Regions from separate parts of the Homo sapiens genome. Here region 1 is linked to region 2. Evidence: chromatin contacts called from ENCODE Hi-C or POLR2A ChIA-PET data. All regions are on one chromosome and are shown on one strand. Each heading gives the region's core, a stretch centred on a gene start or an enhancer-like site at or near the end of the contact. The rest is flanking DNA. Distances are from core to core; before and after follow the strand shown. Region 1 holds the start of RNF216 (ring finger protein 216). Region 2 overlaps RNF216 (ring finger protein 216).

Evidence for each region. Hi-C counts contacts between places; a loop is a spot of excess contacts on that map. ChIA-PET counts read pairs that join two places held with the same protein, here RNA polymerase II (POLR2A). Pooled maps may share reads with other maps.
Region 1: a loop to region 2 is called in a pooled map, with 2.8 times the contacts of the local background. The contact joins the promoter of RNF216 here to the enhancer-like site in region 2. A Hi-C loop is called at or near these places in 4 of 50 pooled maps. POLR2A ChIA-PET finds 5 or more read pairs at or near these places in 2 of 52 experiments (Caco-2 and activated naive CD4-positive, alpha-beta T cell).

The regions. Positions count from the first base shown.
Region 1 is chr7:5,780,241-5,782,940 of GRCh38, reverse strand. It overlaps RNF216 (ring finger protein 216), which reads left to right and starts at 1,278. Exons shown (of 17, transcript NM_207111.4): 1 at 1,278-1,400. RefSeq lists a silencer at 1,480-1,869.
Region 2 is chr7:5,629,445-5,632,144 of GRCh38, reverse strand. All of the region lies in intron 15 of RNF216 (ring finger protein 216), which reads left to right. Among named protein-coding and RNA genes, the nearest start is that of FSCN1, 38 kb to the right of the region's middle. Within about 2 kb of position 1,369, at least 6 of the 41 ENCODE cell types and tissues checked have a DNase peak (open chromatin) inside an H3K27ac peak, as active enhancers do.

The DNA.
Region 1 (2,700 bases), core at 29-2,528, 150 kb before region 2:
GGTATAAGCCACTATGCCCAGCCCAGACTCATTTATCTAATTACTGACTTGATATCTCTACTTGAAGGTGTACTTGGCAATTTTTTTTTTTTTGAGACACAGTCTCACTCTGTTACCCAGGCTGAAGTGCAGTGGCATAATCACTGCACTACAACCTCCCCCTCCTCGGTTCAAGCAATTCTTGTGCCTCGGCCTCCCGAGTAGCTCGGATTACAGGCACGCACCACCATGCCCAGCTAATTTTTGTATTTTTAGTAGAGACGGGGTTTCACCATGGTGGCCAGGCTGGTCTCGAACTCCTGACCTCAAGTGATCTGCCTGCCTCGGCCTCCCAATGTGCTGGGATTACAGGCGTGAACCACCACGCCTGGCCAGCAATTATTTTAAGAGTTGGGGTCTTGCTATTTTGCTAAGGCTGGTCTTGAACTCCTGGCCTCAAGCGATCCTCCTGCCTTGGCCTTCCAAAGCGCGGGGATTATGGACATGAGCCACTGTGCCCAGCAGGAGCAGTATTTTAGTCAGTTATTCACTTGCTCACTAAAACCTAAACTTCCTGAGGCCAGGAACACATTTTACTTTTTTTTTTTTTCGAGATGGAGGGTTGCTCTGTTGCCCAGGCTGGAGTGCAGGGGCGCCATGTTGGCTCACTACAACCTCCGCCTCCCAGGTTCAAGTGATTTTCCCGCCTCAGCCTCCTGAGTAGCTGGGATTACAGGCATCCGCCACCATGCCTGGCTAATTTTTTTATTTTTGGTAGAGACGGGTTTCACCATGTTGGCCAGGCTGGTCTCCAACGTCTGACCTCAAGTGATCCACCCGCCTTGGCCTCCCAAAGTGCTGGGATTACAGGCGTGAGCCACTGTGCCCAGCCATGGGACCCACTTTACTCTTAATTTCCCCAATTCCTAGAACAGTGTGTGGCCCACAGGAAATCCGCAGAATATATTTGCAGAATGAATGAATGACTTGCCAAACGAATTAGGGCAAATCAGTAGATATCGAGTAAACATCCACAACCACCTGCCCCATACCCTTTTCAGCTCTGGGGAGATGGTGGCTCCTTGTGGGGTCGGATATGGGGGTCTCCTTTCCTTTCACCCTCCTGCCTCGTGGGGGAGTCAAGTCTCCGCAGGCGGAGAGCCCGGATGCAGGCGCGACTAGGCGGCCCTCTCTATGGTGAGCCCCCCGGTCCCTCCTCCGCAGTACCCGGAGTGCCTCTATGGTTCTTCCTGTCCTTAGTCGGGAGGGGGCGCTGTGCGCAGGCGCGAGGTGACGCCGCGGCAGGGCCGGAAGGAGTGCAGCGGCTGCCACGGAGCTCGCAGCTGCGGCTTCTGAGGAGTAAGCGGCGCGGTAGCGAAGGCCGCCGAACCTGCCTGGCTAGCCGGCGACTTGAGTGACGAGTGAGTGTCGGCTGCGGGGCGCGCTCGAGCTCCTGGGCGGGTCTGTGAGGCGACGCGGCCTCTCTGAGGGGCGCCTCTGTGGAGCTCCGGGGGTGGGGGCGGGGGCGCGGGCCGTGAGGGCCGCCGAGCTGAGGGGCGCGGGCCGAGGCCCGGGCGGGATCGGGCCAAGGGGCTGGGCTGGGCGTCTCGAGCCCGGTGCGGTGGCGAGGCTGGAGCGACAAAGGCGCTGAGCGGCCGGGTGGCCCCCTCTCGCCACTTCGCGAAGTTTCGCGGGCCGGCCCCTCGGGTCTGCTGCGCGAGGGCAACAGCCCGGGAGACCGCGCTTCCCTCCCCCGGGCCCGAGGCCGCCGCGGAGGCGGTGTCCGTGCACCCGAGCGCGGCCTGGAGGAGCGGCGGGAGGCGGGCCGTGCCTGTGAACCCCAGCCCAGGCGGGCGGCGTTTTTCCTCCTCTTCCCTCACATCTGGAGCGCGTGTTCCGCGAAAGTTGGCGACTGTCACCCGGCACTCGCGAGGGCGCCGCAAGTGCGTCAAACCCTTCTGCGGGGCGCTGGGGGCTGGCCCGGCTCGGGTGTCCGGGCGCTGGGCAGCGAGCGAGGCCGCTGTCCCCGCGTCGAGGTGGTTCTGCTCCCGGTGGAACAGGACCAGGGATCCAAGACTCTGGGCCACTTGCAACCAACCCTGGAGCGTGCGCGGCGTGCGGGTTACAGAAATTTCTGACAAATCCGACAGGGCTCTGTAAATCCCTAAGGGCCTGGGTAGCAGCTGTCCTAGGTACTTAGATCGTGCAAAGAGAACGTTCTTTTTTCTTTTACTTTTTTTTTTTTCTCCTTTTCTTTGAGACGGAGTCTTGCTCTGTTGCCCAGGCTGGAGTGCAGTGGCGCGATCCCGGCTCACTGCAAGCTCTGCCTCCCGGATTCAAGCGATTTTCCTGCCTCAGCCTCACAGGGATTGCCTCAGCTGGGATTACAGGCATTTGCCACCACGTCCAGCTAATTTTTGTATTTTTAGTAGAGACGGGATTTCTCCGTGTTGGCCAGGCTGGTCTCTAACGTCTGACCTCAGGTGATCCCTCCGCCTCGGCCTCCCAAAGTGCTACAGTCTTTTCAAAAGACGTTTCAGATATGTTCTCCGGGACCCTCGGGCCCTTCAGTAAGAAGCGCCCTGGCTGAAAACCCACACGTTCACCTACAGAAGAAGCACTGTGACGTAGAGGGTGAGCAGAGCAGAGGGCCTCACAGTGGCCCTCACATGCACCTGGCTCCAGCCTGGCCAGGTCATTTTGCCCTGGTGGGCCTGTGCC
Region 2 (2,700 bases), core at 120-2,619:
TGAACCTCTATAGACCGCTGTCCAGGGTGAGCCCAGCAACCCAGCCTGAGCCATGCAGAGTTGAGAACTGCCGGCCATCCTTGGAACCTACAAGTCCAGACCTCCTGCCCTGGCCTCAGCACACTGCCCACCTTGGTGGTCCAGCCACTCTCTGCATCTTCTGAGCCTCAGGGTCCTCTTATGAAATCCTTGCCAGCCTCCCGTGGCGTGGAGAAGGGGGTGTGAGCTAAGCAATCCGTACAAGGCAGCAGGACCTCGTGGGGGCAGAGCGTGACCTTCTACAATGGAATCTGAGTGGGCTTGACAGTGAAGTGTGGATATAAAAGCAGCCAATGGAAAAGATATCAGAATGTTCCCAGGATTGATCTCTGGTGAGGAATTACGGCTGATTTTAGCTGTGTTGTTTTGTTCAATGTTTCCCAAGATTGTTTTAATCAATATGTATAAGGAAAAGAAATAATGGCATTTTTTTTTTTATGTTGATGAGAACCAAATCCCTGAGTTTTTTGTGACGAGAAGAGGCCAGAAAGAGAAAATGTCATGGGACCCCCATGGGATTCAAGTAACTTGGTAGTGTCAGGAGAAAACATGTCAGGCAAGGAAATCTTGAAGCATTCGCTTCTGCCTTTGAGATGGACCAAAACCAGTGAGCTGAGAACAGCACCTGGTCAGAGGCCACTGGAGACCAGTGACCCAGGGAGGCACTACAGCCTCTCACCTCAGTGCTGGGCCCCCATGTGCAGCTTAGATTTCTGGCTCAAGAGATGAGGGTTATGAGCTTTCCCAAGCTCCCCACTCCCACTCTGGGCAAGAGGAATCTACTGGCTTTCATCCCAAAGGACAAGTGCCAGGGACCAGAGGCCGACAAGTGGGCTGTTTCAGGGGATGGCACATGCACTTCTGGGTAAGCTGAGCCTGAGAAAAGGAGGATTGTTCCCTAAAAATTTCCAAAACACAGCCCCTTGCTCTGCGTTTTGGCTGTTTGTTTCCTTGAGTAGAAGTGTTTTGTTTTGTTTTGTCCTGTTACGTCTTGTAAGGGGAGAAAGGAGGTTTCAGAATTCTGCTCTTCTCAGAAGGAACCCTCTTGTGTTTCTGCACTCTTTATAGAATAAAGCACACCTTAGAACAGTTGCCTCTGACACACGCTCCCAGCCCGACAGCAGTGTTCTCAGGCCCCCAGTCAGGTTTGCCAGAAGTTCCGATTCAGAAACCTGAGGGGTTATGTGGTTAACAGCTCAGGCTTTGAGACGAGATTGCCTGGGTCACAACCTCGCTGTGCCAGGGTTTCCTCATCTGCAGCGTGGCAATCAGTTCATAGTGCCTGACTCAGGGAGCTGTGGTGAAACTGAGGTCCATGTGAGGTGTGTAGACAGGGGCTGGTGCATAGTAATCTCTCAGTGCATGTTAACTACTGTTGTTGTCACTGTGCTTGGCGCTTTATAAGAGTGATCAGACCAGGTGCAGTGGCTCACACCTGTAATCCCTGCACTTTGGGAGGCGGAGGTGGGAGGATGGCTTGAGGCCAGGAGTTTGAGACCTGCCTGGACAACACAGTGAGAACTCCCCCTCCACCACCATCTCTATAAGAAAAATTAAAAATTAGCTGGGCATGGTGATACACACCTGTAGTCCCACCTACTCGGGGAGCCTAAGGTGAGAAGATCACTTGAGCCCAGGAGTTCAAGGCTGCAGTGAGCTATAATCACGCCATTTTACTCCACCCTGGGCTGAGCAAGACCCTGTCTAGAGGGAAAAAAAAAGGTACGAGATGATTGGCTTCTCACCCTAACCTGTTTTGGAAAGGAGTGGGTTCCAGGTTAGGTAGTGGGGGTAGAGCTGCATATGCACTCAAGCCAGGTCTGGAGCCCCAGAGTTGTAGTTCTTCCCGTGACGCCAGCAGCCTCTCTTGAAGAAGCCAGCACTGCTTTAAAATGAGTTCACCCTGCCATCCAGGCAGCTCTACCACCAGGGTTTCCTGTTTGTGACTCAGCCCCGAGACAGCAGGACAGTTGTGCTGTGATCCAGCTCAGCCCCTGGCTCCTCCTCATCCTCTTTCCTTCTATTTTTCCCCTCTCCCAGCAGCCTAGGTGTGTCCTAGATTTGTAGCGTGGCCTTTTTCCAAGTGTCCTCTTCACAGGATGGTGATGCTCATATGCCTGGAATGTTTCCTGAGGGACTTGACTCCAGAATGGACTCAATACCCCATCTGTCACTTATCCCAAGTCCAAGAAGTATCTTATGAGGGACTAGGCCTCATGTTTAACCTCAAAATCAATCCTAAACCCTCCCTCCCTCTTTTTTTTTTTTTTTTTTTTTTTGAGACAGAGTCTTGCTCTGTTGCCCAGGCTGGAGTGCAGTGGCACCATCTCGGCTAACTGCAGCCTCTGCCTCCCAGATTCAAGTGATTCTCCTGCCTCAGCCTCCCGAGTAGTTGAGATTACAGACGCCTGCCACTGCACCTAGCTAATTTTTGTATTTTTAGTAGAGATGAGGTTTCACCATATTGGCCAGGCCTGTCTCAAACTCCTGACGTCGTGATCCGCCCGCCTCGGCCTCCCAAAGTGCTGGGATTACAGGCGCAAGACGCCGCTTCTGGCCCCTCCCTCTTTTTAATTGTGGTGAAGCATAAGATAAAATTTGCCATTTTTAAGTTTACAATTCAGTTATCTTCACTTTTTTTTTTCTGAGACAGGATCTTCC